Linked DNA regions of Mus musculus: regions 2, 3, 4, 5, 6 and 7 are each linked to region 1. The links are chromatin loops, found by intact Hi-C in ENCODE. Cell type or tissue: left cerebral cortex. All regions are shown on one strand. Links, peaks and the distances in the headings refer to the core of each region. The heading gives the core; the rest is flanking DNA. Region 1 holds the start of Ptger3 (prostaglandin E receptor 3 (subtype EP3)). Region 2 overlaps Ankrd13c (ankyrin repeat domain 13c). Region 3 has its middle 47 kb from the start of Cth. Region 4 has its middle 51 kb from the start of Rpe65. Region 5 overlaps Srsf11 (serine and arginine-rich splicing factor 11). Region 6 has its middle 54 kb from the start of Cth. Region 7 overlaps Ptger3 (prostaglandin E receptor 3 (subtype EP3)).

Region 1 (4,697 bases), core at 698-4,697:
CTGCTGAACCTTCATGAACATACCCTGGGAATCAGGGGTAGGGAAATCACAGCTGTACACATAAAAGGTGCTAGTGACTGCAATCAGGCTTGGAGAGGAGTCACACAACTGGGCCTACTGTAGAGATGCAAAAGAACCCATTCTGATCCACATCTCACAGCTGAACTCTGCCCAAAGTGAAGAGGCCTCTCAGAAAAGAAACAAGTACTGAGAAGCTAGAAATCATATAATTGTTGAATATGTCTACAGCTTAGATGCTTCTAAAGGAATGCCTACCCACTATGGGCAATTCAGGATGCATCAGGAAATTGAAAGACGCACCATTACCAGAGAGTGTGGTCCCATTACTGATTTACCAGCAAATTACTGAAGCACAGAGAAGGTCCATCTGCAGTGAACACAGAATAAAGCAGGCATGAGAGAGTGAAGACTCAGAAATAGCAACGGGCTTGTAATTCAGGAATTGTCCAGTGGGTCAGTCAAGTGACCACAGGAAAAAAATGCAACCCAGAGTCACTACAATGTATAATTTCCACTAAGTTATAGGATGCCACCTTCAGAGTAAATCAGCCCACAAATACAAGACTCCTGGGATCCCTCTACTTCCCTCGGTGGGGCTTCTGAAAAATCAAGAGATTGATGTTGAAATATAAACCTGATAGGTGTAGAGGCTTCAATGTGTTGGTTGGCATCCCTAAAACTAAGACAGTGTGTAACAGACCAGGTGCCCAGTGAGTACTCACTGAATGACTGAAGACGAAGGATGAGAAAGAACCACTGTTCTTACATGGCAACAGTGGATCTGGTTCTGAGGCCAAGTCCCTAGGGACGTTTAATGTGGTAAGTTCATACACATTAGCTGAATATTAAAATGTGGTTGAATCTAAAAAAAATGATACAAATGAGATGAATCATTTGCATATTGAAATTAAAATATTAATATTTTAATATTAATCTCTAGAGATTAATTTAATCTCTAAAGCAGAATTTAAATGTGACGATAGGTGAATATAAGCTTTAATGTTTTTGAAAAATGAAAATACGCTCCTTTTATTTCAGCCTCCACTGGTTTATTGGTTAATCAGAGATTCAAGTACAGGGCTGAGCTCATTCCCTCAAGCCTGTGGAAATGATCAGTCTAGTGATAAGATTTGTAATCCCAGCAATGGGGGCAAGGGGGACAAGGATCCTTATCCCTGAGGATCACGGACTAGTCATTCTATCCCAATTTGTGAGCTCCAGGAGATGAGAGACCCAGTCTCAAAGTACATGGAGGGAAAGAGGAGAACATGATCAGGTATTGGGGTGGGGTGGGGGTGACACTGGACTGAAGCCCCGAGGGCCAGCAGAAAGAATAGAAACAGTCAACCTATGGCGGTAGTAGGTGGGGGGACCCTCTAGAATGTATTAGAAACCTGGGACATGAGAGACTCTCAGGACTCAAAGGTAGGGGCCTTAGATGAAATGCCCTACAGTGGGGAGAGGGAGCTTATAGAGTCCACCTCCAGCAGAAAGACAGGACATCAAGTGAAGGGATGGGGTTGCCATCCTACAGTCAAAAACTCTGACCCAAAATTGTTCCTGTCTGAAAAAAAAACCTGCAGAGTCAAAAATGGAGGAGAGCCTAAGATAAAGAAGGTCCAGTGACTGGCCCAAATTGGCATCCAGCTCAAGGGGAGGCCTCAAGGCCTGACACTATTACTGATATTATGGAGTGTTTACAAACAGGAACCTATCATGACTGCCCTCCGAAAGGCCCAACAAGCAGCAGCTGAAAGACTCAGATGCAGATATTTACACCTAACCAATGGACAGAGGCTGGTGACCCCTGTGGTTGAATTAGGGAAAAGCTGGGAGAAGCTGAGCAGGAGGGCAACCCAATAGGAAGAGCAGTAGTCTCAACTAACCTGGACTCCGGAGATCGCTCAGACACTGAGCCACCAACCAGGCAGCATACACCAGCTGGTATGAGGCCCCCAACACACATACAGCAGAGGACTGATGGGTCTGGGTTCAGTCAGAGAAGATGCACCTAACCCTCAAGAGACTTCAGGTTTCAAGGAGTGGGGAAGGTCTTGAGGGGTGGGGGGTGGGGAACATCCTCTTGGAGCCGGGGTTTTGGGGGGAGGAGGAGGTATGGGATGTGGAACAGTTAGAAGGCAGACCAGGAGGGGGATTAAAGAATTAAAAAAAAAAATGTTTTAAAGAAATTCTCTTTAATACAAGATAGTGCATGTTAGCAGTTTAGCCACTAGAGGGGAGTGTCGTTTCAAATGAACTAAGTCAACTCTTGGCAGCTAGCAAAAGAACCAACAGGAAAACAACCAGGAGAATCTAAAAGTTACTTATTTGCAGGGTGAACAGCTAAAATGTAGGTAACTCTGGCTGGGAAAAAAAAAATGCTTCAAGAAGAGAAGGGTTTCTGAAACTTTGTTAAGAGCTGTCAACAAAGGAATACACATGGCTCCAGCTGCATATGTAGCAGAGGATGGTCTTGTCATGGTATCAAGTGGAAGGAGAGGTCCTTGGTCCTATGAAGGTTGGATAGATGCCCCAGTGTAGGGGAATCAAAGGTGGGGAGGTGGGAGTGGGTGGGTGGGTGGAGGAACACCCTCTTAGAAGCAGGGGGAGAGATGTGATAGGGTGTTACAGGGAGGGGCGGGAAAGGGGATAACATGAAATGTAAATGAAAATATCCAATAAGAGAGAGAGAGAGGGAGAGAGAGAGAGAGGGAGAGAGAGAGAGAGATTGATTAACTATCTTTGCCAATACATGTTCTTATGGTCGACCTTCTCAGTAAGCATTAGGCAGGGGGAAGTGACCTAATGAATAGAATGCTAACCACTCAAAGGAAGACCTGAATTGGGATTCCCAACACCTGAGTAAAAGTAGCCTGGCTGTTGGGCTTGGGTGTGTGAGGCCATACCAGGCCGGGAGTCACAGTGGAAGACACTCCATGTTGAAGTCTGACCTCAATGTAAATACGAAAGGACTCTCTCTCTCTCTCTCTCTCTCTCTCTCTCTCTCTCTCTCTCTCTCTCTCTCTCTCTCTCTCTCACACACACACACACACACACACAGCGGGGTGGGAAATAGGGGGATGATAATGTAAACAAGTTAGTTATTAATAAATATAAAATTTTTGATCTAACTAAAGGGTGGCATATTTTCTTTGATGTATGAATTCCAGAATACTCTTAAAATTTAAATGTATCATTATACTGAAATGTCACTCAGTGAAAATGTGAATTTGCTATGTACTTTCACCTGTGTGCTTACTTGGTTTTGGATTTTTAAACTGACATTATCCTAGAAAAGTATTTTACCAATATGAGTTTGGAATTAGTCCAAAGTAAAATAAGGCAATAGTTTCAGGAAGACTTAAAACACAAACTCATCCCTATTCTTTCCCAGATGTGAGTATCATATGTATATACATATGATATTGATACATATACATATATATATTTATATATATATATTAAATAAAACAAATTCAATGACAGTCAAACATGAGGAGAAATCAGCATTGCGATTCACGCAGCTACTAACATGTCAGATTTCGTCTTTTCTCCAGTGTCACGTAACCCAAAGGCTGATGAGCACTTTACAGAGTCCCAGAGCTGGAGAGGCAGACCTAGGGGGCGCGGCGCCAGGTGATCCCAGCCCACACCGCCCTTCGCCTGCCTACTCGCAGCACCGCCCCTCGAGCTCCAAGGCGCGGGAGGAGCCTCGCGCGGCGTCGGGCGGCGCCTGTCCAGTCCCCGCAGCCTAGCGCGGGAGGCGGCGGGCGATGGAGAGCAGAGCCTGGGCTCCGGCTGTCCCCCAGTGCACTCTGCTGCTATCCCGCAGCTGAGCCGGGAGGCTCCGGCCCCGTGCGCCCTACCGTGGCCCCGCCACTATGGCTAGCATGTGGGCGCCGGAGCACTCTGCTGAAGCGCACAGCAACCTGTCAAGTACTACCGACGACTGCGGCTCCGTGTCCGTGGCCTTTCCCATCACCATGATGGTCACTGGCTTCGTGGGCAACGCGCTGGCCATGCTGCTCGTGTCGCGCAGCTACCGGCGCCGCGAGAGCAAGCGCAAGAAGTCTTTCCTGCTGTGCATTGGCTGGCTGGCGCTCACCGACTTAGTGGGGCAGCTCCTGACCAGCCCGGTGGTCATCCTCGTGTACCTGTCACAGCGACGCTGGGAGCAGCTCGACCCATCGGGGCGTCTGTGCACCTTCTTCGGGCTAACCATGACAGTGTTCGGGCTATCCTCGCTCCTGGTGGCCAGCGCCATGGCCGTGGAGCGCGCCCTGGCCATCCGTGCGCCGCACTGGTATGCCAGCCACATGAAGACTCGCGCCACGCGCGCGGTACTGCTGGGCGTGTGGCTGTCTGTGCTCGCCTTCGCGCTGCTGCCGGTGCTGGGCGTGGGCCGCTACAGCGTGCAGTGGCCGGGCACGTGGTGCTTCATCAGCACCGGGCCGGCGGGCAACGAGACAGACCCTGCGCGCGAGCCGGGCAGCGTGGCCTTTGCCTCCGCCTTCGCCTGCTTGGGCTTGCTGGCTCTGGTGGTGACCTTTGCCTGCAACCTGGCGACCATCAAAGCCCTGGTGTCCCGCTGTCGGGCCAAAGCCGCCGTCTCGCAGTCCAGCGCCCAGTGGGGCAGAATCACCACGGAGACGGCCATCCAGCTCATGGGGATCATG
Region 2 (4,697 bases), core at 450-4,449, 440 kb after region 1:
AGGCACTGGGAATATGCCTTGTTGAGAGAATAGCAATATAGAATAAGCCAACCAGAGGACCAAAGGGCTTGTCATGTGACTGCAATATTAGGACACAGAAGGATCCTGGAATCTACAGAGGATTCTGTATGACCTGAAATTTATGTGAGCCAGCATCATAAGTACTAAGATTAATTTTTCATCATGAAAACAATGAAGCTTAGGCATGAAAATAGAAGTTCACTTCAGCCCTGCCTCCCAAAATGACTGAGTAGCCTGCGGGCTTTAGTAAGCAAGTGTTTTCAGGGAGCTGAGAGCGGCACCCTGTAGTGCACAACTGGAACCTTTCCTCCTCAGTGCTTGGGAAGTTAGTCTGTGAGGTTTGAGCCACGTAGTTCAAGAAATCATTACAGACATGAACCATGGAAACATTCTCTTCTTTTATTTTTCAGATTGTTGAATGTTCTAGAAGTAATAGCACCCTTCAAGCACTTTAACAAGCTTAGAGAATTCGTTCAAATGAAGCTTCCTCCAGGCTTTCCTGTAAAATTAGGTAAGACAAAAAAGTCAGATGGAATTTAATATGGTGTATATTTTAAAGGGCAACAAATATACAAATGACTTCACTTTTAGTAAGCTTTTTTTTTTTTTTAAAGTATTTTGGTGCTTCTGTTTTGTTATATGTATGAAATGCCTGAGAAATAACAGTACCAGATGCAAGTTTGATTGCTATGATTTAAATAAAATATATAAAGGACACAGGAGCAATTCCTGCAGGAGAGTGTGTGTGATCATTTCAAGCACTAAAAGACACAGAGATAACGAAGCAAAAGGATCAAGACTTGAATTGTGTAGACTGCACAGCACCAGTGGAAGTTTAAGGAAGCTGTGTAGAGGGAGAGTTGGCATACTAGTTCCCATCCAAATTCCAGATCATTCAGTATTCACATGGGAAGTCATGAAGTTTAATTCTGCATACTTTACTAGGGTTCTCCCTAACAGCTGATGTAGAATGTCTTCAGCAAGAATGCACTGTGGAGCTAGAGTCAGATCAGCACTGTCACCAGGGTGATAACTTTGCTGACTTCTCATCTGGAACCTTGAGTTTCAGCAGCTTTCTATATGCTGAAAAGTGGCGTTACAGTTTCTGGATTCATCTTTCTGGTGTTCTTTCTCAGGGCTAGGACTAGGTAATGATTCTTGGGTTGATGTACTTGCAGAGATCCTGAGAGGGCAGACTTGGATCATAACAGCTGAACTATTATGACAAAGAATCATAATGTATTAGCAATTACTTTCCTTGTGGGTTGATCCTAACTCCATGTCTCCAGTACCACACACATGTGGTGCGTGATGCACATGAGCAGAGGGACCAGAAGGTCTTTTAACTTTTGGTTTGACAAAGGCACAAACACTTTAGTGCAGAAAAGAGTTTGTTTTTTAACCACATGGTGAGAGTCATCCCAGCACTTTTCCTGGCAGAGGCAGATGCATCACTGAGTTCAAGGCCAGCCTGGTCCATAGGGTAAGTTCCAGGACAGCCAAGGCTACACAAAGAAGAAGCCCTGTCTGGTGGTGGAGGTTGGCTTGCAATCACACCCCCTCCCCCCTAAAAAAAAAAAAAAACCAAAAACCCTCCAAAAACCTAGGAAGTGAACATTCCCTTACCTTAGTTTACAAAGAAGTTAAAGGCCAGTCTTAAATGTGAGCTGTAAAGCTTCTTAAAGAAGTGAGCATAAAGAATTTCTTTTTAAAGAAATGAACACAGTTAAAGGAAATTTACAGATTTGGGTCAAGAAAATTCTTACAAGCCGTATAAAAACTGTTTGGTCGATAGCACCGAGTTTGCTAACTGCTGGGAGACTGTGTTTCTCCAACAGTGAGCATCAGTGGAAGCTGGGAGCATCCTTTCCCTGGTTTTCTAGCATGAGGCTATTTCTGCAAACAAACTAGGTTTACAACAGCAACTTTACTTTCTCCCTGTGGTAGGCTCTTGGCTTGGCTTCCATAGACCCACTATGGAGGCTCTTCACAGATGAAATCTGAGGCTCCTGAGTAAAGTGGGTTAGGAATCAGACCAGCTTCTGTGTGGGCTGTACTGTTTCCAGGAACTAAGAATCAAATGATCAGAGCAGACTGGTGAATGTACTTTCCATCTCCAGATTCAGTTTGAGCCAGAAACTCTTTTATACACCTGCTATGCTGAAGCAATATGATTTTATCAAGTGATGAGGTGTTTCTTGAAGCAAAGGTGTCAAGATTTTAAAAAATCGTGGGGGTTGCACCTGTTCAGAGCATTCAGGGAGCAGCTGCACAGGTCCAGTCCCAGAGCCTTGGAGCCCACTGCACAGGCTGGGGCAGGTGCATATTGGGTTGTTGTAGAAATACTTGTGTGATAGAAGGTGGCTGACTCCAGTGGGCTATCAAAGATGGACATCTGACTACATCTCACTGTTTGTTACATCTCATTGTTTGTTCTCCAGATATACCCGTGTTTCCCACAATCACAGCCACTGTGACTTTTCAGGAGTTCCGATGTGATGAATTTGATGGATCCATCTTTGCTATCCCTGAAGACTACAAGGAAGACCCAAGTCGTTTTCCTGACCTTTAACTGATCCAGAAGAGCATGAGGCTCCAGGTGGCAAAGGCAGAGCTTTTCTAAGCAGAGTGTCAACACATCAGTGATGTGATGAAAAACTGACCTCTAATAAAACATCCACAGCTTCCTGATGTGCCATTCATTCATCTTTTTAAAGTCACTTCCTGTCTGTAATAGTTTGACACCCAGTGACCCTGAGACCTTCCTATGTAAAGCAGCTGTGAGTGCTGTGATTTGTTTTTAAAGATTTTTACACTTCTTGTTGAAATATATATCAAATAAATATATCTATAGCTATATCTAAAACACTCCTGGACCATTAACGTAAATTCTGTGTCTTAAGAGATATGAAACCCTTTGAAATGCGTCACCTCTATTCAGGGTGGCATGTATAAATGTTCCTTTAAGCTTTGTTTTCATCATTATGTATAGTTCTGTAATTTGAATGTTTAACCAACTAGAAGGAATGCAGTTTTCTGAGGTGAACAGAGCAATGGTAACCATCAGTTTCATTTACAGCCTGTTGCAATACATTCCGAGGGAACGCTCCCTGCAGGGAATGTGGTGCCCCCCCCCCCCCCCAGCACCTTGATAACAGTTGCATTTATAGCTGCAATGCATTCCAAGGGAGTGCTCCCTGCAGGGAATGCGGTGCCCCCCAGCACCTCCATGCAGCTCATCGTGGTGCTCTTTGTTTCACCTGAATCCTTTTTCAGTGGAAACTGTTTGTTACTGATCTTCCTTTCATAGAGCTTCTATTTTTTTTTTTTTTTTTCCTAAACTTGAGTTTAAAGGTCCTTGTTCTGTTGATAGGTACGGTAACATGCTTACAGCTAGCCCTCTCCTAAGTATCAGCACTTTAAACAAATTCCAAATTTTTAAACTTGCTTCCTAGTAAGTGCATGTAAGTCAGATTATTTTTAATGGAATATGGATGCATTGGTGTCAATTTTAAAAAATAAATATGTATTTTGGACAATTATGTATTAATGATTTCAAAATAAGGTAAAAACATTTTATATGTAACAATATATTTGTTATAGGCTAAACGTCCAGAAACACACAAGATTGAAAGTTCTTTTTTTTTAAGTCATAGGAAAATAATTATTGATTTGTCTCCAAAGTGTTAAAATCATGCATTACTCACTTTTACACCTAAATTTTTTTCATATTTATTAAAAAATAGTTTAAAGATCCAAGAAAGAAAAGTAGGGAGAATAATGTTCAAATCACAATAGTATCATGTTTTATTAAAGACTTAGCTAAATGTTTGTGTCCTGATGAGATGTGTCAAGATACATTTGTCAGGTTGTTACAGTGTGACTAGTAGTTTAAACTTTGACCAAGACTTTTATTGAAAGATGACTTATTTAAAAATCCAAAGTGTTAGCCATAAGATAGTTCTCTCTCTCTCTCTCTTTTTTTTTTAAATTTATTTAATGTGGGTACACTGTAGCTGTCTTCAGACACACCAGAATAGGGCATCAGATTCCATTACAGGTGGTTGTGAGCCACCATGTGGTTGCTGGGAATTGAACTCAGGACCTCTGGAAGAACAGGTAGTGCTCTTAACCACTGAGCCATCTCTCCAGTCCCCGATATTTATCTCTTTACAGTTGCATCTCACATAGTGATACCACCTGGCATATGTTGACATTTTACTTTTTCTAAGAAAAATAATTGAGTTAAAAAAATCAAAGCCCTCACCACTCCAGTAAGTGATCTATTTAGTTTTAAGAACTGAGAAGCCCAAAGCTAGCATGATGAAATGGAGGCAGTGGCTGATCCAGTGACTTAGCTATTTAGTTCTGTTGTCAATCATGATTCCAAGGTTCTGAAAGGCAGTGACACTGTTGCTTTAGGCTCATTGGCTTGAACATGTAGGAAGAAATGATAAATTTGCAGCTTGGGATTTAGAATTTCTTAAACATGTGAATATTTTGCTGGGTAACACTGGAGATAGGACTACTGAAAATTGTTGCACTGGATTGTACTACTGAAAATGGTTGCACTGGATTGTTTTGAGACTTCAATTTACCTTTAATGAGTAGTAGAATCAGATTGTCCATTCCAAAATGTTTTTTCTCTGATCACAAAGAACAAGTGTATCTCTTAT
Region 3 (4,697 bases), core at 371-4,370, 310 kb after region 1:
AAACGTCTCATGGTAAAGTCATCTACCCTCCCAAAACAATTTCTGGCACATATTGATTAAAGCATGCATACCTAGATGGGTGGATGGATGAGTGGATGGATGGATGGATGGATGGATGGATGGATGGATGGATGGGTGAATGAATGATTGAATGAATGAGATGTATTGCTTCCGGTCTGTCTGCTGCTTAGCTCTGTCTTCACCTTCACTCCGCTCTGTCTTTCCTTTCAGGGTTGAATCTCACTGACTCTCAGAAACAGCCTGTGCTTGTGGGACGTGGAAAGTCATTGAGGTTCTCAGAACACAATTTCCTCAACTCACAGCCTCAGCTTCACCTGGGCACTTGGCCCAGATGCAAAGGTTGGCCTTCGTTCCAAGCGAGTTTCAATCCCTTGGGGTGATGCTAATGGACTCTGTGATAGGGCTGCCCCTGGCAAGCTTTACTTAGGGAAGATCTGGGTCTGGTGCCAAGAGGGTATATCTGCAGCTGCTACTGTGCTGACCGTTGTCTGCTGTGATGACCGGGTAGCGCTGTCTCACTGTCCCTTTAAGTTCCGGCTGTTGGATGACTATTTTGGTTTCATGTTCCTTCCTTTCCATAAACTCCCATGGTCTGAAGCCACCTAAACATATCTCCGTTTGTGCTTTCTGGAAGAACCTAACAGCACAGAGTGAAATGACAAGTACTTTTCCATGGTTCTCCCCATTTGAGTAATTTAACAATGCCAACCCTAAACAAGTGGGGCACAGCGCTTAAAAAACAGCCCAGTGCTTCTGGCTGTCGACTCTTCCTTTAAGGACCACTAGGTGTCGCTTTCTGCTGATTAAGAGACTCTCCTTTGTGTCTAAGGTTGGAGTTTGGCTTCCTGTGAACCCAAGAGTGATGTTCTTGTGTTTTGAGAACTAGCTCAACTTGTTTTTCTTTTCTCTTCTTTTCTTTTCTCTTCTCTTCTTTTCTTTTCTCTTCTCTTCTTTTCTTTTCTTTTTCTCTTTTTCCTGGAAAAGAGTTAACGTTGTTCTCCACCCTGACAGAAGTTGCATTTATCTTTACTTTGTCCTGAGGGAAGTCTGACAACTGGATCCAGCACAATATTTTGTGTTTAGGGTTCCAGTAGCTAACTCTACAGCTCAGAGGACATGAGATTCCTTGCAGGAAAACTCAATAGAATGGATCACACTTAGCCATGGATCCTGAAAACAAATACCTCGAGATCAGAGAAGTAACAACTGTGCAAGTTTTGTCATCTTGTAGAAGTGCTGGTTTCACGGATTATCCAAATCAGTATTTCCTTGATCACCAGATAACCTTTTCTTATTGGAGAAGATTTTCAAAAGATTTGTCTTCAAAGTGTCTTGTGTATCTAATCTTTCCTCACCCTTTGAGAGCCAGGTCCAGCTTCACCACTCTGTCAAAGCCTCAGCAAAACTCGTTCTATCCTTAACTCCTCCATGTTCTGTCCTTGCTCTTACCATGTAACTTCCTGTAAGTTATGAGAGGGACTACGCCTTGTATGAGAGGGTATAGGCACCAGATGAATGATCCACTATTAAAGTTTTTATTGTAAATATGAGAGATACAGAGAGAGACCAAAGGCATCTGGAAAAGAATAGAGAGAGAAAGAAGTAGACTGAACATAGCCTGGGCTATGGAAGCAGAGGGGTAAAAAGAATACTGGAGAAAGAAAGTTAGTAAAAGATAGAGAATAGAGCAGAGAGAATGCAAAAATAAGAGGCAGAAAGACTGAGAATAACAGGGACTAACTAGCAGATTATAAAGAGGATGAACAGCTGAAGGGAGGCAATGGAGACTTTGCTCAAGGGAGCCTGGAAGTAAGCAGCCACTTACCAAGGGTAAGTGTCAGTCAAGCCAAAGGTCCCTTCTACCAGAGGTAAAGGAAATGACTCCTTTGGGCACATGGAACCAGTTTCACAAGTTCCTGAGTGAACTCTGGGTTTTATCTAACCACCAGAAATCCTCCTATAGTCCAGGTTGAACTCATTTCAGGATATTTCTGAGGCCTGAGACATAACAATTCCCACACTGAGTTTCTACAGTAAATGCTTCTATTAGACACAATGGACTGCCCAGAACACAGCAGCAGATGACCAATGACCACCTTCTGGACAAAGAACTTGTTTTGTTTTCCTTATTTTAAGTAAAAGGAAAGCAAAATTTTTATATCAGTCAGGGTTCTCTAGGAGAACAGAACTGATAGAGTGAAAACATATTAGAGAGGCTTACAGGCTGTGGTCCAGCTAGTCCCACAGTGGCTGTCTACCAACAGAAAGGCCAAGAATCCAGTACTGTTCTATCCACAAAACTGGATGTCTCAGTAGTCCTGATCTGGCCTGAAGTTCTACTGCTTTGGATTCCTGAAGAAGTAGGTTCTAAAACTATTGAAGGAATGACTCAGCAACAGGGTAGATGAACTTGCAAGCAGGCAAAAAGCAAAGTCCTTCTTTCTTCCACTTCCTTTTTGGACTGCCATCAAAAGGGTTGGCCCAGATTTGAGATGGCTTTTCCAATCTCAGAGGATCCAGTCAAGAGAATCCCTCACAGGCAAGCCCAGCTGCTTGGGTTTTAGTTGGTTCTACATGTGGTCAAGTAGACCACCTCAATCAACCATCAAGTATTTTTTTTTCCAATGAACCCATGTTTGCTTCCAAAACACCTACATGGTAGAACAAAACCATAGGCAACTCCAGTCCCAGGGGCCTGACACCCTCTTCTGTGTGTCTGCAGACACTGAGCACACACGGAACACATATATACAGGCAAAATACCCAAAGGTAAAATAATAATAATAATAATAATAATAATAATAATAATAATAATAAAGGTTTTCTTCCATTTAAAATTTGGGATTTCACAGCTCTTTTTTGCTATATTCATTTATTCATTTCTTTTGTGTGAATAGGCATACACATGGAGGTCAGAGAATAACTTGTTCCTTTTACTGTGTGCATCCTAGGGTTCTAACTCAGGCTGTTAGATACATTAGAAATTCTTCTACCTTCGAAGGCATTTCTCAAACCAAGTTCCACCATTCTTTAGGCTTTCAGTCGTGAGTCTCTTTGCCTTCACCAGCTGAGCTATCTCTCCAGCCCCTGATTCTGCTCTTCTTGACTGCTCAATTAATGGGCTCTCATGAAATCATTTCCCCCATGGGAATAAAAGATCAATTCTGACTGCCACCTTAGAGTCCAAGAAAAAAGAAAATACCACAAATTCTGGGCTCAAGAAATTCTTCCATTGCCTTGAGCGCCCCACCACCACCATGTCCTTAGAGGCCTTCCAATTTCTTCATGTCTCATATTTGGGTCACGAACATGGCTTTTGCATATGCGAAATAAGCGGCCAATGACAATTTAGAAAAATATAGAGCCTCAAATGTTTCTGTATTGTTAGCATATATCAATGCTCACTTAATTGGGAATAACGCTGAGCAGGCTCTGGGTTTTTAAGTTGTTGCAGATCATTCTATTTTATCTTAACTAGAATAAGCCTTTTAACAGAGGTTGTAGAGACGAAAACACCATGTGGTTAAGTGAGACTATGAAGGGCAGAAAAATTGGGCACTAGAGGGACTGGAAGGATGGTTCAATGGTTAGAAGCAACTGCTGCTTTTGCAAAGGATCTGGGTTCAACTCTCAGCACCCAGCTGTGGCTCACAGCCTTCTAGAGCTGCTGTCCCAGGGTATCAGACATCCTTGTCTGACGTCCACATCATCAAGCATAACCGTGGTGCACAGACATACATGCAGGAAAACAACTCACACACAAGAAAAAATAAATAGCTAATTTTAAAGTGATAAAAATATAAACAGCTGTGTTGGTTTATTTATTATTAACCTGAAATGGGCCCGGAACTGTGTTATCTAGGTTGTGTAGTTATACTTCTAGAGATGGTATGTTGAAATCTTAATCCCCAAACTTATGCATAATGGTATCCAGAGGTACTTGAATTTGGATGACTACATTACCAAATTTATAAAAAGAAAGGTTAGCATGTTTGCAAAGCTCTATCATGTACTATCTGCCATGTTCTGATGAAGGAAAAGGACTTTACCTGATATCAATCAGCTACATGCTCTTGAACATCCCAGCCTTCAAAACCGTGGCCTAAGGAAGCCTCTATGCTTCGTAAAGTACCCAAACTAAGATACTGAGTTAGAGGAACAGGAAACAGAATAAGACATATTCCAAACCATTTTGGGTGGTTTAATGGGTTGCAGTTACCAGCAATCACTTGTCCATTATGTTTTTATGTGCCGCCCAGCCTAAATGGTCATCTATTCAGGCCATCAGTGGAACTGACTGACTCCCTTCCTGTAACCACAGGTATTGGAAAATGTAGGAAGCAGGCGTGAGCTGGATAAATCAGGAGTGGAATTTCTAACCTCACAGATGCAAGCACCTTTCCATAAGGTGGGGAAAGTTGATTTGTAGAAGGTTGACCATAGCCTGGAGTGGACTTCGATGCTCTAGAGGTTTGTTTGGGTGCAAACTTGAGTAGTTATCCCTTTGTAAAATTGGGTAATAAGTTTTTAATTTCTGTAGAGTTGCTGTGGGATCTCCTGAGGCAGGGGACATACCATATCCACAGTAGAAAAGCACCAACAGCTACAGGTCTCACAGTCAGACCCTGTGGCGGGCATGTTGGGAGTGCAGCAGCTTCATGTTCCCCATGTTGCCT
Region 4 (4,697 bases), core at 387-4,386, 2.0 Mb after region 1:
GAATGGGGAGAGAAGGGAAAAGGGAAGCAGAGAAGGAGCAAGAGAGGAGCAAGAGTGACCAATGATTGTTAATTACTATCATTTAATTGGTGGTGGTGGTGGTGGTGGCGGTGGCAATTTGTGTGTGTGTGTGTGTGTGTGTGTGTGTGTGCGCGCGCGCGCATGCATGTTTCCCTTCTTTTCGTTTGGCTAGTGTTGGATAATTTATTTCCTCTGTTTTCATATGTATAGTGAATCTCCTTGGATTTGAGTTTTCCTTTTAGTATCTTCTGCCAGGCTGGGCTTATAGATAGTGTATAAATTTGAGTGTTTATACGATATGAATATATTGTTATACGATATGAAATATTGTTTCTTTATGGTGATTGAGAGTTTTGCTGGGTATAATAGTGTGGACTGGCATCTGTGGTCTCTTAGAGTTAGCAGGACATCTAAAGGTCTCCTGGCCTTTAGAGTCTCCACAGAGAAGTCATGTGCAAGTCTAATAGGTCTGCCTTTATATGTTACTTGCTCTTTTCCTCTGGAAGCTTTTAATATTCTTTCTTTCTTTATTCTGTATGTTTATTATTTTATTATGTGGTAAGGGAATTTTCTTTTCTGGTATAATTTATTTGTTGTTCTGTATGCCTCTTGAACTTTTTTAGGCATCTCCTTTTTTAGGCTAGGAAATTTCTCTTCTATGACTTTGTTGACAATATTTTCTGGACCTTTGAGCTGGGGTTCTTCTCCTATTCCTATTATTCTTAGGTTTTGGTCTTTTTATGGTGTCCCAAATTTCCTGGGTATTTTGTGTTAAAACTTTTTAGATTTAATACTTTCTTTGACTAATTTATTTATTTATTATATAATATCTTCAGTGCCTAACATTCTCTTTCATTTCTCATATTTTGTTGGTGAAGCTTGCTTCTGTAGATCCTGTAAGCTTTATTAGATTTTTCATTTCTAGAATTCCCTAAGTTTGTGCTTTTTTTCCCCTTCTATTTCCATTTTCAGGCCTTGAACAGTTTTATTCCTTTCCTTAAACTTTCTTTTGATGGGGGTGGGCTTTCTTTAAGGAATTTATTTATTTCTTCTTTAAGACCTCTATCTTTATAACATTAATTTTAAGGTAATTTGTGTGTGTGTGTGTGTGTGTGTGTGTGTGTGTGTGTGTGTGTGCTTCAGCTGTATTGGAATATTCAGCATTTGCTGTAGTAGGATAGCTGGGCTTTTGTGGAGACATATTGCCTTGGCTGATGTTGATTGTGTTCTTAAGCTGGTCTCTGGGCATCTGAGTTCTAGGTGATTATGGATTTAGGCACCAATTTCTGATTTAGACTTTGTTGGATAGGTGTTTTGTTTCTTGGTTTCTGCTTCCTCTCATCTTCTGGTCTGTGTGTCCTCTGATTGGCAGGAATTCTCTGCCAGGCTTGGGGGCTGGAACATGCCAATGAGGAGAGGAGAGGAGACTAGAGATAGTATTGAGTGGAGTACTTAAAAGGTACACTGATTTGATTATTACATACTGATTAAATTAATTGTAATACTATGACATAAACATGCACAATTGATGCATGTGAATTAAATAAATAAAAGCTTCATATAATCCAAGAGATAACTGAGAAATACTGTTTTAGACTGACTACTTACCTGAGAACTGCTGCTAACTTCCTCTGGCCACTCCTTGGGCTCATTGTCTTAAGTAATGATCTTATGGCCTAGTTGGCCATCATTGGGAGGAGAGGCCCTTGGTCTTGCAAAGATTATATGCCCCCAGTACAGGGAAATGCTAGGGCCAGGAAGTGGGAGTGGGTGGGTTAGGGAGCAGGGGGGGGGATATAGGGGACTTTCAGGATAGCATTTGAAATGTAAATGAAATAAATATCTAATAAAAATTGTTTTTAAGAAAGTAATGATCTTAGTACTACTGAACCAAACAGTGTGTGTAGAAGGCTTACATGGAAGCAAAATATGTATATAAAAAAAAAGTTATAGAACAAAATTTTAAAAAGCAATGCAGCTATGACAAAGCTTCAGATGAAGTTATATCAAGTTTTAAGTTCTAGTGCTGGGTGATTTTTCAGAATTCTCCAAAATCACAGGATAATATTTCCCCTGCATCACTGTACAATCCAGCTGCTAAATGCAGAGCACTCCTGGGGGAAGCAGACCCCTGAAGGAGAATGATTCAGCACTGGGGACCCATAGCATTAAAACAAATTAAAAGAGGTCTGTCTTACTCTCCAAAAGACAGAGAAAGAAGGAATAATAGCAGTAGTTTTAATATTTTAATGTCTTCTTATTTCTCATTAAAAAGTAGATACAATTTATTATAGATAATTTAAAAATAAAAATTTATATCTCTTACAAGTGCATCATTGCACTAAGAACAGAGATAAATAATCTGTTTTGATCATTATGTACAATATCAGACTTTTTGATTCATATGTGTTTATTAACTGATTTATAACATCAGAATCCAAAAGATTTTCATCCATCTTCAGCTGTTAGCCATCCTGCTGACCCCTACATTGATAACTGCATGGGTAGAACCTCAAGTTCCAGCAGAGGACCTGGTGCTCTGGGTAGGAGTTATATAATCTACCTGTTATTATGCTGATGAACATTATATGCACTTCAATAAATCGAAAGTTAAATTCAACCATAAACTTCAAGGAACTATTCAGTTTGTAAATCACTCAAGGGTCAGCTAAGGTTTATGTTTTGAAACCAGTGTTGTATAATTCCTAATTATCTTTGCAATTTTATAGAAAGCCTTCAGTTAAGTGAGAAGCAAAGGGCAGCACTGCCATCTACAGGCTTTTGATAAGCATTTCATACACGATTTGACTGCTCAATACTTATCGCTTTATAGAATAAAACAAAAAGTAAACTTAATAAAAATTTAGCAAGAGTAAATTTACAAGTATATTTACTTGTTAGGTAGTTTTTAGCCACTAAACTAGTATCAGCTCTGATGTCTATATGTATAATCAAAATGTTAACCATAATACACAGGTTGTAGAATAGTTGTGAAATAGTATGCATATAAGAATCAAGCAGGAGAAACCCACCCTCTCCTACATGGCAAGGGTGGGCAATAGACACATAGAAGCCCATCTGCAGCCATGACACATGCTGTGGGTAGGCAGAGGAAACACAGAGACCTGCCTGCTGCCATGCTCTGCAGCACAGGAGGGGGAAGATGTTCAGAGACTCAACAGCTACCATGCCACATGGGCAGGTGCTACATCCACTCCAGTAGTGACACTCATGACAGGCCAAAAGCCTGGATGCAGTCCTGAGACAAAGACTTTCACGGAAACTTAGTCTCCTGGAACTGTGGCATTCCATAGCATGTATGCTCCAATTTTGTCCTTGTGAATGGATCTGTGTGCTTCCTTTCAGTATTGTTTTGTTATAGGTGACTCCAAGCAATGACTTGCCAAATACCTAAGCAAAATCGAACTTTGCTTCCTAGCCTTCACCAATGCCCTAGGTAGTCCTTGAGGCAACCCTGGGCTTGGAATTCAGTAAGAATGTTGCCTATTCAGTGACATTCAGAATTGCCTCTAGTATTGTAAGAGAGATAGTGAAAGAAATCAGGCTTTACTATCTACTACATAGAGTTTGAAATTTCAGGGCAAGCTTAGCAAAGTAAGTTTAGAATTCTTACTATAGTTATGTATGGCATACTACATTACTTATTAGTAGAAATGTCCCCCCACACACACTATCACTCAGAATAAAAACCAAGTCACTCCCATACACAGGAATTTACAATGGTTTAGGAAGTAGATCATGCTGTGTTTTTAGAGTATTGCATTATTCATGAGATGGTTAGCTAGAGTGGAACTCCCTAATTAGAACCATGACTTGGGTGTGAAAGCCTTTGCCCTAGGAGTGTAAAGTCCTCACACCTGGCTTCTAAGACTATAGCTGACCTTAGATAGAGCTGACTTTGTCTCAGTTGTTTTATTGCCCATTTCCTGCCAGTCTTTGTGTTTACATTCCTCTGTTTTGTGTAAGAGTCATTAAGCATCCGGTAACCTCATTTGTGCATTGCGATGTGTCACCTAACTTCCCTATTTTCTTCTGTGCAAAAAGTTTGATGCTCAATTTGAAAAATTACATTCACATTCTACACAATCTCTTGTGTTGATTCTGTCTGTCATTCATTCACCGACTCCTTGTCCACCTGCAACCAAAGACCCATTCTATGCAGACAGGGACCAAAAGGGTCTGCAGCAGGCATGCTATAAACAACTAGAAGCCTGCTTGCCACCATGCCATATAAGAAGGAAAAGGAGATCACCCAGAAGCCTGCCAGCCAAGTGCCTCACCTGCAGCAGGAGCCACTACAATGGACAAATATGTGATGGACAGATGAGAGAGAAAGAGAAATGGAACAGTCTTATCATTATGAAAAGAGCTGGAACTGGAGACAGGAGGGTGGAAAGGAATAGCCTATTGTGCGTAGCCAGTCCTGCCATCTGAGACCATGGTGACATCCCACCCCATGCTGCTGCTGCTGGGCATGTCTGTACCAATGGCCAGGCAGCTGCAGGGGCTGGTGTCAATGTCAGTGGTTCATATTACCACTAGAGACTATGGTCTTGGAAGCTGCATAGGACCACATATGTCCAGGGGCTGTGCAGAATGCCTCTTACTGGTTGTGACACTGTAGAGATAATGACCCTGCACCTGGTCAGGACAGC
Region 5 (4,697 bases), core at 329-4,328, 460 kb after region 1:
CTCTATGATCTATAAAGAGAAATGGCCCTCTCAATATAGCCTTAAGTACTAATTGCATCCTCAATGAAAACCAGCTCTGTGCTATGATGACAGGACCCTAAGTACTTTTCTTCTGGCTGCTGTCATTTATGCATGCTGTCTACTGTCTGTTTGGATACTAAGGTAGAGGCTTCTTTTGGAAGCCCCCATATCCTGTTCTCCCAGTTTTAGCATTATCAAGTACAAATCTCAATACTAAATAAGTCCTCTGGTCAAAATGTTTGTGTTCCTGTTGTGCAGCACTGTTCCTCACAGGACTGCTAGTCACTCATTAGATGTATGGTAACTCTTATTCCCTAATCATCCCCCCTTTTTTTTTCCTGATTTACACTGCCAAGATCCTGTCTTCTTGACAGAAGTTTTAGTTAAACCACAATTAAATCAACACAAACATGCAAAGTCTTACAGAGGCAGTCTGACTTTCCATTCATGTGCTGAAGTCGTCTATTGTCAAATACTACCTCAAACACTAAACATACCCTTTCTAAATTCAATGGGGCCATACCTGGGTAAGTGGGTTGGGGGTAGGCAGGAGTCCACCACCAGGCAGAAGACCTGCCACTGCATTAGCTGGTGCCAATAGAGACAAAGCCTTAGTCTCATCAGGAATAACTCCTGCAGAGAAACATCCTTGCATGAGAACACACTCTCTTTGAAGACAGAAAACACACAAAAACACCCAGAAAATGTCTCCCTGATACACCACCTGAGTTTGTTGAAAGTACTTATGTTCGCTAAAATATAAAGTTTGATCTCTATGATTATTTATCATTAATTTTATGTCAGAATGAAACTTCAATGTGTGAAAATTTGTTTCCTTTTTCTCTACAATGGTTAAGTTTCTAGAGTAAAAAAAAATAGCACAATACACACTACTGTTTTGTTAACACTGCCAAGATTTCATCACCTGTACTCGATTTTTAAGTCATGAACCAAACGTAAGCAAGCACAGTCGGTTCTCCAGGGGTGTGCTCTCAACTTTCAAAAGCTGTTTTATGAACAACGACTCGTGTCGGCTGCTTCACTATAAAGCACACAGAAAAATCAAGATACACAAGACAAAAAAAGTTTGATTTAGGGGTTAATAATATGGTACAGTTACTATGATTTTCTTTACACCTACCATACAAATTTTGTAAAAATTAAAAGAAGGAAAGTATGTAAAGGAAATATTCTGTTGGAATCAAGAGTAGGGCTTTTGCTGACTCATGACATGAATATGAATGTTTCTGAAGGTCTCTGAATACACAGGGGAAATGTGTGTAAGGGGAGTAAAGGGGAGAGGGAGGGAGAGGGAGGTAGAGAGAAAGAGAAGGGGACGCAGAGAGGAAGGAGGGAAGAGGAAGGGAGGGGGAAAAGAGAGAGAAAGAGAGAGAGAGAGAGAGAGAGTGAGAGTAGGTAAAACATGGCACATTCCTTACCTGTACAGTAAAATGCTTTAGGTTCCAATATGTGCCATGCTAACCATATCAAAAAAATGTTGCTATATAGTGTCAGTTCAACATCTAACTTGTTCAAAACTCCTTAAGCCCAAAACCACATGTATGCCTGCTTTTAAAGCCTAATCTGTGTATTCAGATAAAATCTAAAGGTCCTAAGACAAATTATTTATGTAGACAATTTAAATTCTATCCAACAGCAAAAGCCCTATACAGATGGATTAATCTGTTAATGTGCCCAAGCCCCCAAAATGAGAGTTCAATAATACAATTAAACTACATATTTGCAAATACCAGTAGTATTTCTGTAATACATATTAAGAAACTGCATCTCATCATAAAACATACAATATGTACAGGGCACTTAAGAGAAACTGGATAAGCTGCAGAAGAAAACTGTTGGGTGGTATTTTCAGCAGGGCCTGGTATATAGTTCAGGCTGAACCAGGGAAAAGAACTGTAAAACACAACAACAAAAAAGAAAAACCACTGTTAAATAAAGGTAATGGTTCCTTCCACCTACACTGAGAAGTGCCGATAATATAAACAAATGTATACTACACAGCACTGCTATCTTGCTTGTGTCAGAGCTGTCATCAATTTAGATACCGAGAGTTATGGAGGGGAGGGGAGATGATCATTTGGATATAGGGTATTAATGCATCAATATTAACAAACCTACAAAGATAAAGGGATAATTTTGCATGCAAAATTATGTCTCAAGAGGATATATTAAGTATAACATATTACTCAAATTAAGTGCATCTCCAACATTTCTGGCAAACTAAAATCCTCTTGAATTTATTGTGAGACACCTGAGAGAAGATCTGCATCCATTAAAAAAAATTCATGCATCTGATCCTCTGATTAAAAAAGGACTAAAAACAAAACTACAATTTAAAAATAGCAATGAGGCCCCTCACCAGTTAATTTTCATGCGTCAAGAGTATTTTTTTTTTACTGCTGCTTTGATAGAACCATGAAATACTGCATGAATGTGTAGAAATGAAAGAAAAAGAAACAGACAAAAGAAACAAACATTAACCAAGGAACCTAGATGCCCCCAAATCCATTACTATTAAGAGCACCTTCCACATCCAGCTAGCTATCTCTGTTTTACCAAGTGAGGCTATTCTTACCGTATACTTTTTGGTCTATTGTTCTAACACACTGACCAAGAGCCAACACCAAGTGTTAAGGGCTAAAACCAAGTGACTGGTGACAAAGGGATTGAATATATCAGTTTACTTGTGGAGGGAACATTAATACAGCACATCATACCACAAATTAAATGCAGCAAAAACAGATTCCTGAACTAAGTATTTCTAAAGCTCTATATATACTCCCCAAAACCTCACTTTCAAAATCACATCTACAAAAATTACTATGGCTTAAAATAATTATAAAGACCCAGATATATGATATACTATATATTCCATCCCAAGCTCATTGTATTATGGCTAACTGAAGCACTCTGCACATTACTCACATGACATGACCGTCTCAAGACCTACTGTCTACTTTACTCATCCTGAATTGAGTTCTGTAAGTTCTCTGTTGGTGTAAGGTGGTGGTTAAGTCTTATCTTAAAGAGGCATACTGAAATAAAAGGAATTGCTTATCCAAAATACACTAAATCAGCTTCTTTCTGACTTTTCTTTCATAGAAACATTGTTACTGGCCTCACATCTCTCACTTTAGTACACTGTTACCAAAATAGCATGCCTTAACTTATCTCCGAATATAATTTCTTTAGAAAAACCAGAGGCAATTCTCTATTAGACATTTCACAACTTTCACAAAGTATGGTGGCAAATCTTCACATTTGTCTTCAATTATCTAAGAAGCATCTAAAAAGCAACAATTACAAGATACAGCTTCCACTAACCAGTTTATTAAAGGAAAGGGAAAGCATGTAGATCATGGACAGTATATTCAATTATTAAGTTAAAATTTAGTACGTATATCATGTCAATGATTTCCTCAAATAAAGATTTATAGTTACCAAAAGCAAACCAAGCAGCAGTTTACTGGGAACAAGCTAACTGTAAAGTATGCCTTAGAAAAGTTTTACAAAATGGCATTAAAATAGTGCTGTCCTGTCACAGTGGCTTTTAGATCCAAAAACCTGCTCATTTTTTTTTCCTGTCAAATTACTGTAACAGCCTAAAACGTAAAAAGAGAGAAAATGCAGTTAACAAATGGTGACAGCAGGAAACACTTGGGGGCTCGAGTGCTCGCTGGTTTAGTTAGTGTCTAGAGCCTGCAGCTGCAGAGCACCCACTGTGTCCAGCCATCTGGGAGGGTTTTGCATGTGCCTTCTCCACTACAAAAGTCACACACACAACAGAGAGAAGAGTTTATTATTTTGAGATATTCTAGAAAATATAACAAGAACAAGAAAATCTGCCATTAAAAACAAACACCCAGTGTCCATCTGGCACCTAAACTATAGGAAATCTTAAACTTTTACAAAACTAAAATTATTGCAACCCTTGGTATACTGGAATTCAGCACGTGGTTTTTGTTTTTATTCTATTTTAAGGTTGGAGTGAGTGAGAGAATAAAGGAAATAAAGCTGACTTAGCTACTGACTTTAGAACATAAGCATCATGCATTAATTTGAAGGTTCCTGTGAGGATGATATGAATGTTTACCTTTGGGACTTCTTAATACTTAACATTAATAGATCTCAGAGTTTGGAATTCAGTTTAAAAAGCTTAAAAATATTTTAAAGATAGCAAAAAGTTAATTACCTTATAAAACAGACTTTATTTCTCAGTTTTAGAGTAAGAAAAAAACCTCCAAGTCATAATTATGGAGTGCAGTATAACAAGGGTTTCAAAGTAATACTTGGAATCTGACAGGCTAGTGATGCTTACTCTACATCTACACTGTGGCCAATGGCCAGGCAGGGGTGCCCACATAGGTAGTGAAACAAAGCACAAACCTTCAGCATATGGTACGACTATCAAAGCTCTGTCAACGAACACAGTGTTTGTCAGATGCTGTGCCACAACTGCTGAGTCTGGATCATGGAACTTAACAAAGCAGACACGAGAGGAGACTGGCAAAGGTGAGTCACTAAAAGATAAAGAAATATCATTAGAGAAAAACAGCACTGGCTAAAACACATACACATCACCAAAAGGACAATGCTCTGGTAAAAATACATAGATGAATGTTAATTTGTTTTAAATTGAAAAGAGAATGTCTTGC
Region 6 (4,697 bases), core at 302-4,301, 300 kb after region 1:
TTGATCCTGGGACCTCAGTGCTATGCCCTTTGTTCAAAATGTTCTCTGTGTTCTGACCTCTACCCATAATTTCTGCCTCTCTTCCTGTTATTCCTCAAAATCCCCTAATGTTTAAACGTGTGTTTCTTCAGTAACTTACGATTCCTGATACTCATGTTTCTGACACCTTCACTGGAACCCTCAAGGGAAGAGAGAAGACTGACAAAGCCATAGCCTGCAATTGAAATAGTCCACGTATAAACTCAGTTGATGAGTGAACAAGACAGTCCATGGACACTGCTTATCGCATACTGGCTTGATTTCAACTATTGGGTACTGAGAGGCTCTTACGTATTAACACATATATTCCTGCTCTCCCCCTTCATGGCCCCGCCAAGGCCCATCATCCACACCATCACTGCAGCATGATTGTTTTTAGGACAGCGGTTTAAATGAATAGTGAACATGCCGTTACTTTATGTTCCCTAAGGTGCGTGCCACACTTCAGAGACCAGCAGTGACATTTCACTTAGCACACAGAACTTCCTCCGGCTGGCATTTAAGGATGAAGCAGACGGCACTCTCCTCGACATGACAAGCTTTAAAACCCACTTTCATCCTCCATTCATCTCACAAGAGTTAACACGGGTTCCCTGTGAGCGACTTGGCACTTATCATCAAGCTGTTATGGAGGTCTCAGAGTGCTTTAAAATTGACTCAACAGTTGAACAGTTGCCCATTTCTCCTTGGAGAGGCTCTAGAAAAAGTATCTTCCTCCGTTCTCTATAACTATACCTTATTTTTGTTTCTAAATACTTTATAAAAAATTGGAATAAACCACTGACACCAGTCTTTAAGGGAAATGAAATTGAATTTGTAAAAATTTTCCTTCTTTGGACTCTAGGGAGAAATAAGGGCATATTTTGCTCTTAGAATCTGATTCATACTCTTTTTGTAAAAAAGCAACAGGGAGTCTAATAGCAAGACTCATTATCTCTGCTTCAATAAGAGACTGGCCACAGTTGGAAAGATGACTCATGTGAGGATGAGATGGGAGGACCTGGAGATCTAAGACATGAAGTTGGAAATAAGGATCCAGATCTGGGAGTGACAGACACAGTCTTTTTTTTTTTTACATTTATTTATTTATTATATGTAAGTACACTGTAGTATATCTTCAGACACTCCAGAAGAGAGCATCAGATTTTGTTATGGATGGTTGTAAGCCACCATGTGGTTGCTGGGATTTGAACTCGGGACCTTTGGAAGAGCAGTTGGCATTCTTAACCACTGATCCAGCTCACCAGCCCCCAGACACTGTCTTTATACTGGCAAGAATGTTTATAAAGCCTCTGTTTTTCCCAGTCCTGTCAATGTTCTCACAGAACATTGTATCTGGGACATCATGAAATTATTCATTTTTGAGATAGTCTCAAATCTCATCAGCCATCAGTTACCCCAGAGGGGTCATCCACTACTGCAGCGGTGGGGCATACCTTACTTACCTGGTGGATTGGTATCATGGAAATTTAAATTCTTCACTTATGTTAGCAGTTTAATACTGTGTGAAGAATAAATATGACTTCATGTGTAGATACTATTTTTTTCAGAAGGAAAATTTTTGAGAAAAAAAAAAGAAACCATCTTTATCTTGTCTGCCTTAAGTGGCAAAATGTCTCATTCATTATAGAAACAAGTCCCACATATCATGAACAAATTATGGTTTTCAAACAATGAGAAAAATCAGATTGTAAAATTTTGTTAAAGAAATAAACATTGAAAGCGTGAGTGGATCCTGTTACTTTGTCAGAGCAGCAAAGTCCCACGACCTTAATCCTCTTTATATTTTTTTTCAAATTAAATAAAATATGAACATAGAAAAAATGCCGTAAAGGAAAAAATTTAAGTGGAGATGGGTAAAAGTTTGTATTATGGCCTAACAGAAAGAAGGAAGAAAATGCAGCAGTTTAGAGCCAGAGATTGTCTGTGTCAATGTTGATCAACCCACCCTGTGCTCCTCATTCTCTGAAGCTTCCAGACTGACCGCTGAGTGAGATCCACAGAGAGCTCTAGTTTACTTTTAGAGAGAATCAAACAAAAGGCCAGCAAGATGGCAGAGATGGTAAGTCGGCTTGCCACCAAGCTTAATGACCTGAGCTTCACTCCTGGAACTCACATAATAGAAGGAGAAAACCCACAAGTGTTCTCTGACCTCCACCCTCCTGCAGCCTACATGCACATGTGTACAGGCACACAGAAGTGTATACACACATGATGTGATGATGATGATGGTGATGATGACAAGTAAGTGAAATCTACTTTTTTTAAAGAAAAAGACATAGTGCAGAATAAAAGCACTACACTGAAATGCGTTTTAGAGGACAGCAGAGCAGCAGACAAATTCTCTCATTACAAAGCTTCAATTTGGGGCTAGAGAGATGGCTCAACAGTTAAGAGCACTGACTGCTCTTCTGAAGGTCATGAGTTCAAATCCCAGCAACTACATGGTGGCTCACAACCTTCTGTTATGATATCTGATGCCCTCTTCTGGTGCATCTGAAGACAGCTACAGTGTACTTATTTATAATAACAAAAAAGTCTTTGGTCCAGAGCAAACAGGGCTGGAGCAAGCAGAGGTCCTAAATTCAATTCCCAGCAACCACATGGTGGCTCACAACCATCTGCACAGCTACAATGTACTCATATACATAAAATAGATAAATAAATCTCTAAAAAAGAAAGAAAGAAAGAAAGAAAGAAAGAAAGAAAGAAAGAAAGAGAGAGAGAGAGAGAGAGAGAGAGAGAGAAAGAAAGAAAGAAAGAAAGAAAGAAAGAAAGAAAGAAAGAAAGAAAGCTTCAATTTACCACATCCATCTGCTTATTCATTGGAAAGGGTCCTCATTGTCCCATAAATAAGATTTTTACTGATCAGACAGACAAACAAAAGAACCCACAATTTTTAATGTGAGAATGTTAATTATAAGTTAATGCCACCATGTCTATTCCCTGTGGCACGTTTTTCATACCAGTTGGCTGCTGTGTTTCTGTTAAGTCACAGAGCAAAACTAAGTCTATATCAATTGTCTTATAATTCTAGAAGCAGAGGAAACTCTTCACTGTGAAAAAATTGATGCATAATGAGAAAACCATAACATTGTTAATGATGTTTATTATACAGCCTTGGAATTGAGTAATATTCATTTGAAAACCATGCAGAAGGTTAATTATAAAATTTCTGATCTTTAAGTTTGAGGCCAGCCTGGCCTACAGAGAGAGTTCCAGGACCGTCAGGGATACACGGAGAAATCAATGACAATATATCTACCAATAACAGCTAATAATATAGAATTGTTAATTGAATAGCTAATCATGAATTCTAATTTTCTCTATTTTTTTTTCATTTAAAAAGATAGAAAAATCCAGGTTTCTGGACATCAGTGAAGATGCTTTAAAATGGTTAGGAAGATTCCTGATAGACAAAAAAATTCAACAAACATTGCTTAAATAAATGAATGATAGAGATGATATTTCTGAGTTTTCTTTATTGTCTGCCGCCATGTCAATCAAAGTGAGTTTATTGTTACTACAACATAATAACTGGGGTATTTAAACAGTCTGCATGTCTTAGACCATGTTTCTACCTTAAATTAGTCTGTTCTTAGCCGGGCGGTGGTGGTGCACACCTTTAATCCCAGCACTTGGGAGGCAGAGGCAGGCAGATTTCTGAGTTCGAGGCCAGCCTGGTCTACAAAGTGAGTTCCAGGACAGCCAGGGCCACACAGAGAAACCCTGTCTTGAAAAACAAAAACAAAACAAACAAACCGAGTATTTGTTTCCCCCAAATTTCACCTGTTGGAAGCCCAGTGTAGAGGTATTTGAAAATGGCAGCCTTTGAGAGGTACATAGGTCCTGAAGGCAGAGCCTCATGATGAAATCCATGCATTCATAAGAACAGTCAGCAGAACAACTCCCTCCTCTCTCTTCCCTCTACTTGTGAGTCGATCTCAGGACAGCAGCTACCTACACCTTGTCTCCTCCCCAGGTACCACACTATACCTTGCCAGCACTGCTATGGTGGTTTGTCACCACCAGAACTAAAACCTAAGTGTGTTCCCACCTGCAGGAGCCCAGCTGCAAGCTATTTACATATAAGCAAGGTTAACAGGACACATCAGCCCCTGCTTCCTGAGTGCATTTTCAATGTGGTCAGCCCCATTCCTGCTCCTACTGCCATGTCTTCCCCACTAGCAGTGGTGGACTCTTTGGCTCTGGAAATGTAAGGCATGTTAAAACCTTGTTCTCTCAATTGTTTTGTCAGGGTGTTTTATCAAGGCAACAGAAAAGCCACTTAGCACTCAGTTTTCTCATCACTAAAGCAGATACCATTCTAAATGTTCAAAACTGTCACTTGTACAATAATTACTGTGTACATTCAGCTGTGATAACTATGTAAATCCTATTCATTTTCCAAGAATCCTACAGTTTTACCCAGCTTTCTCAGTAAAGCCATCACCACTAACTATCTGTAAGATATGCTTGGTCATCTGCATCTGCTGATTAGTGCTTAGATATGGAATATTATCTATATTACTTGGAAATTGAATTACAGCCGCCTCATAAGTCATACCCCAGCTTATTCTTTTGCAGCCTTGTATCCTGCTCTAAACTTGGCCTGAGCAGGAGAAATCTATGCAGGCATTCAACAGTTTATACCTCAT
Region 7 (4,000 bases), core at 1-4,000, 71 kb after region 1:
CATAGAGAAAACACTGCTCGCTGGCTTTCTTACACAGGGACCAGATGTGGGCACTGAAACAAAGACTAGAGGCACGAAAACCATGTTCTGAAGGAACCTGTGTCCACATGACTGTGCAGGGATGATAAAGGAGGAACTGAAAAGTGCTGTGGTTAAGGAAGGAGATTCTCTAGCAGTGTGTGTGTGTGTGTGTGTGTTTGTATGTGCGTGATGTGTTTGTATGTGTATGTGTACATGTGTGTATATGCATGTGTGTGTTTGTGTGTGTATGTGGGTTTGTATGTATGTGTGTTTCTTTTTTCTTTCTTTCCTTCTTTTAGAATTAATGCTGAAGAGATGCTAAGCAGCTAAGAGCACTGCTCTTGCAGAGGACACAGCTTCTGTTCTTGGGACCCATATGGCATTTCACACCTATAAATCTAGTTCCAGAAGATATGATGCTTTCTGGCCTTCATGGGCAGACACATGATGCACAAATATATACTTAGGTGTACACACACATGCACACATGCACACATATGATGCACAGACATATACTTACGTGCACACATACACACACATATACACAGACATGATGCACAAATATATAGTTAGGTGCACATATATATATATATATGATGCACAGACATATGCTTAGGTGCACACACACATACATACATAAATATTTTTTTTCCATTTTTTATTAGGTATTTAGCTCATTTACATTTCCAATGCTATACCAAAAGTCCCCCATACCCACCCACCCCCACTCCCCTACCCACCCACTCCCCCTTTTTGGCCCTGGCGTTCCCCTGTACTGGGGCATATAAAGTTTGCGTGTCCAATGGGCCTCTCTTTCCAGTGATGGCCGACTAGGCCATCTTTTGATACATATGCAGCTAGAGTCAAGAGCTCCGGGGTACTGACAATAAGAATCATTTCAACTTGATGGTTGGGATATGGATTTGTTTTTTCCTTATATTTTGCCTGTTGATGTTTTAAAATTTAAGGTAATGTTTTAACATTGGTTCATTCAAAAATTATTGTAAAATTTAGATTATTATAGAGGTTTGCTTTAGATAGTGTCTTAAATTTTTGTTATTAATTTTTAATTAAAATATAATTTCCCCTTTCTTCCCTCTAATCCTTCCTATGTTCCCCTCCTTGTTCTCTCTTGAAATTCTGGCCTTTTTCTTTAACTGTTATTATTGAATATATAGGTGTGAATATATGCAGCTGAATATGTAAGCATAACCTACCCAGTCTGTTTAGAGTCACGTGTATGACTATAACTTCAAGGCTAACCACTTGGAATATGGATTTTTATTGTTACTTTTTTTCTTATAGTATTTCACAATATGGATTTTAACTGATGCAATGTTCAAATAAAGCGTGCAAATCCTCCTGGAAAATAACCATGTAAAGAGGAAATGAAAGCCCACAGCAGTACAGAGATGACTGGCTGTGTGGAACCATAGCGCCTAAAGACTTTTTATCAAACTCTGTGGGAAGCACTGTTAACTCCTTCATAGAGAAGCACTGAATTATCTGAAGCCCTGCCTCTGGACAGCCCCCCATGCATCACCTCACACCTTGTACTCACAAGCACCCCCTTTACTTTCTGTGATGATGTCGGGGTTTTAAAGGAAAACACCAAGTTTTTCACTTCATAGTGAGAGAAGTGAAGATCTGCCGGAGATGAGGGCCATGCTCAGCTCTCAGGTTCTTTGGGATCTGTAGTGAGATGGTCCAGGTGTAACCACAGAGATTGAGAGGTGAGGGCTCCGTTTCTCAGCCTTTTCCTGCTATCTTCCAGGAGGATCCTCCTACTGGGAAATTGATTTCACCCTGCACATTCTTCCTTCTCAGGCTTTTGACATGCAACGACTACAGTGACCCTCAATGTGCATGAAAGTCTTGGGCACACAGGAGAAGAGGGGACATTGTGTTCTCCAGGCACTACTCAATCTTAGCACAGAGAGAAATGCTGTGGCAGGCAGTGTTGGCTCAGACCTGCTACTGTACCTTTAAGAACGAAGCCTTTCCTCTACAGCTCTCCTCAAACATTCTTTCTATATCCCAGGAAACCCAACATCTCCTCAGTCATTTTTATATGTCTCTTTCTCTAAGCTGCCAAGGCATTGGGAGCCTATGTTAACGTAAGGAGGGCAGTGTGATGAAGATTTATTCTGCTTAGAATACATGTCAGTATTCTGGGAAAGCATAGAAACCCACTGAAAACGTCCAAGTTCAAGCCAAAGTGCCACAGTCCCCAAACCTGCATGGTGAGAAGAGGCTCTGAGCCCCAAGACATAAAGGACAGATGCTAATCCACCTGCAGCTGCCTCAGGCTTACAGCAGCCAGGGCCATGGAGGCCCTCTTCCTCATTCACAGAGTGATTTGGATTGCAAGAACTAGAGGAAGGAGCCAGGAAGCTCTGAGGAGCTGGAAGGGGGCCTGATGAAGGGTGGACCAAAAGGACTATACTGAGTCAACAAAACTACTGAGAGCCTGTCCCTTGGCTGAGGTGGCTCACTGTTCTAGCCTCACTCTAGAATAATTTATCAACTCAAACACATGGGGACCCAGATGTGGCTCATGATCTAGATTTGAGCAAGTTACTTACTTCATGGAAACATCAGGATAAGCATTTGTCTATGAGTGGAGCTAATCTCTACTTACAGACACTGTGTGAAAACACAAGATCACTCATTAAAATACCCTGGAGTAATTAGGCTGTTCTAGGATAGAGGCTAGACACTCTCAGAGGACATCAACAAACACACATGAACATCTGGGGTTCATGACAAGCAGCACTGGCCAAGTCCCTTGTGAGCTTTCATTTTGGTCAGTAGTTCTTATTCTTTCTCCCTCCAGTCCTTCTCCACTCCACTCCCCTTCCTCCCTCCCCTCCTCTCTCCTCTCTACCCTCCCCTCCTCTCCCCTCCCCTTCTCTCCCCACCCATCTCCTTCCCTCGCCCTCCTTCCTTTCTCCTTTCTTCCTTTTTTTTTGAATAGCTTATGCTCTTGGCTGTTTATAAGTAGATGAAATCTGCTGATCTATTCTTGGGTCTCATGTGGGACAAAAACAAGGAAACTGGATTCCAGACAAAACTTTACCAAAATCCAGCTTTGTTACCATAAAAACGACTTGGCTTCACATCACCATGTGTAAATTTAGTTAGATTCCATGATCCCCAAGGCTCCTTCTAGCTTTAAAAAGGGCAGTTTTGTGTATTCACAAGATTATCACCTTGTTGTGAGTGGTTGGCCCTCTGCCTAAGAGCTGACCCACCCTCAGATGAGCTGTGAGTTTCTACACTAGGTAAGGTCAGACTTCTTCATACTGTCTTTTCCTGCAATTAGATCCCCTTTCTACTGTTTCCTGTTATTCCAATTGACTTTCTACCATATTAAAATTCTTTAAAGGAGAAATCAGGCAGTACAGTCTACATATCATTGTTTGGATTATGAAAAGCCACTGGCTATGAGGGGTTTGGATTTCCATTTAAACATCCCAAAATATCCCTTCAATTTCATCTCTATCGTATATGTTTAGTTATTAATTGTTAACTGACCAAATGACTAATTTCTCTTTTAGTATCATGAAAAAAATTTACTTTATCCCTCATCAGAACAATGTGTTCATTCCAGATAATAAGGTCTTGTTCTTTTTATACAGAACGGAAAGGCCAAGTTTATATACTTTAGAGATTAATCTATTGTACAGATATGCTTCCCTTAACAACAGCAGTACCAGTAGTGGCAACAAATACTGAAAGTTACTAACAGAATGATTTTTATTAATGTTGAGTGAAATTCAGCAATGGGCATGAGAGGAAGCAATGTATGCAAGATATACTAGCTGTAAGTTGGTAATGATCATTATACTTGTGTGTTTTGAGCTAAGATCTGTCACATTTTGTATGTGACCCTGGACTACTTTTCTGTCCCTCAGTTTCCTTCCATGTCACAGGAAGATGGTGATAATTTAGCAAATTAGTATTGGTAAGATGTTTA

Evidence for each region. Peaks named below come from ENCODE experiments on the same cell type or tissue, not always from the same donor. Only the 100,000 strongest peaks of a DNase experiment are listed, where the experiment ranks them.
Region 2: a loop joins it to region 1, with 4 times the contacts of the local background. A loop is called at or near these places in 4 of 42 quality-filtered maps.
Region 3: a loop joins it to region 1, with 9 times the contacts of the local background. A loop is called at or near these places in 13 of 42 quality-filtered maps.
Region 4: a loop joins it to region 1, with 13 times the contacts of the local background. A loop is called at or near these places in 3 of 42 quality-filtered maps.
Region 5: a loop joins it to region 1, with 4 times the contacts of the local background. A loop is called at or near these places in 2 of 42 quality-filtered maps.
Region 6: it touches region 1 in a loop (3-fold over the local background); 11 of 42 quality-filtered maps call a loop at or near these places.
Region 7: a loop joins it to region 1, with 5 times the contacts of the local background. A loop is called at or near these places in 2 of 42 quality-filtered maps.

The regions. Positions count from the first base shown.
Region 1 is chr3:157,563,116-157,567,812 of GRCm38, forward strand. It overlaps Ptger3 (prostaglandin E receptor 3 (subtype EP3)), which reads left to right and starts at 3,761. Exons shown (of 4, transcript NM_001359745.2): 1 at 3,761-4,697. The coding sequence starts at 3,903. In left cerebral cortex, for the core only: a CTCF peak has its summit at 2,253 (motif pointing right); DNase peaks (open chromatin) are centred at 2,263, 3,715 and 4,379; H3K4me3 peaks cover 1,198 bases.
Region 2 is chr3:158,003,278-158,007,974 of GRCm38, forward strand. Ankrd13c (ankyrin repeat domain 13c) reads left to right here. Exons shown (of 13, transcript NM_001013806.2): 12 at 432-532; 13 at 2,463-4,697. The coding sequence ends at 2,593. Among named protein-coding and RNA genes, the nearest start is that of Srsf11, 31 kb to the right of the region's middle. In left cerebral cortex, for the core only: no CTCF peak of the experiment used is centred there; a DNase peak (open chromatin) is centred at 2,065.
Region 3 is chr3:157,876,172-157,880,868 of GRCm38, forward strand. No RefSeq gene overlaps it. Among named protein-coding and RNA genes, the nearest start is that of Cth, 47 kb to the right of the region's middle. In left cerebral cortex, for the core only: a CTCF peak has its summit at 800 (motif pointing right); a DNase peak (open chromatin) is centred at 802.
Region 4 is chr3:159,545,725-159,550,421 of GRCm38, forward strand. No RefSeq gene overlaps it. Among named protein-coding and RNA genes, the nearest start is that of Rpe65, 51 kb to the right of the region's middle. In left cerebral cortex, for the core only: a CTCF peak has its summit at 2,786 (motif pointing left); a DNase peak (open chromatin) is centred at 2,762.
Region 5 is chr3:158,022,297-158,026,993 of GRCm38, forward strand. Srsf11 (serine and arginine-rich splicing factor 11) reads right to left here. Exons shown (of 13, transcript NM_001379531.1): 3 at 4,429-4,562; 4 at 545-654. Among named protein-coding and RNA genes, the nearest start is that of Srsf11, 12 kb to the right of the region's middle. In left cerebral cortex, for the core only: no CTCF peak of the experiment used is centred there; no DNase peak of the experiment used is centred there.
Region 6 is chr3:157,868,394-157,873,090 of GRCm38, forward strand. No RefSeq gene overlaps it. Among named protein-coding and RNA genes, the nearest start is that of Cth, 54 kb to the right of the region's middle. In left cerebral cortex, for the core only: a CTCF peak has its summit at 2,518 (motif pointing left); a DNase peak (open chromatin) is centred at 594.
Region 7 is chr3:157,634,471-157,638,470 of GRCm38, forward strand. The region is part of intron 2 of Ptger3 (prostaglandin E receptor 3 (subtype EP3)); the gene reads left to right. Among named protein-coding and RNA genes, the nearest start is that of Ptger3, 70 kb to the left of the region's middle. In left cerebral cortex, for the core only: no CTCF peak of the experiment used is centred there; DNase peaks (open chromatin) are centred at 2,104, 2,651 and 3,121.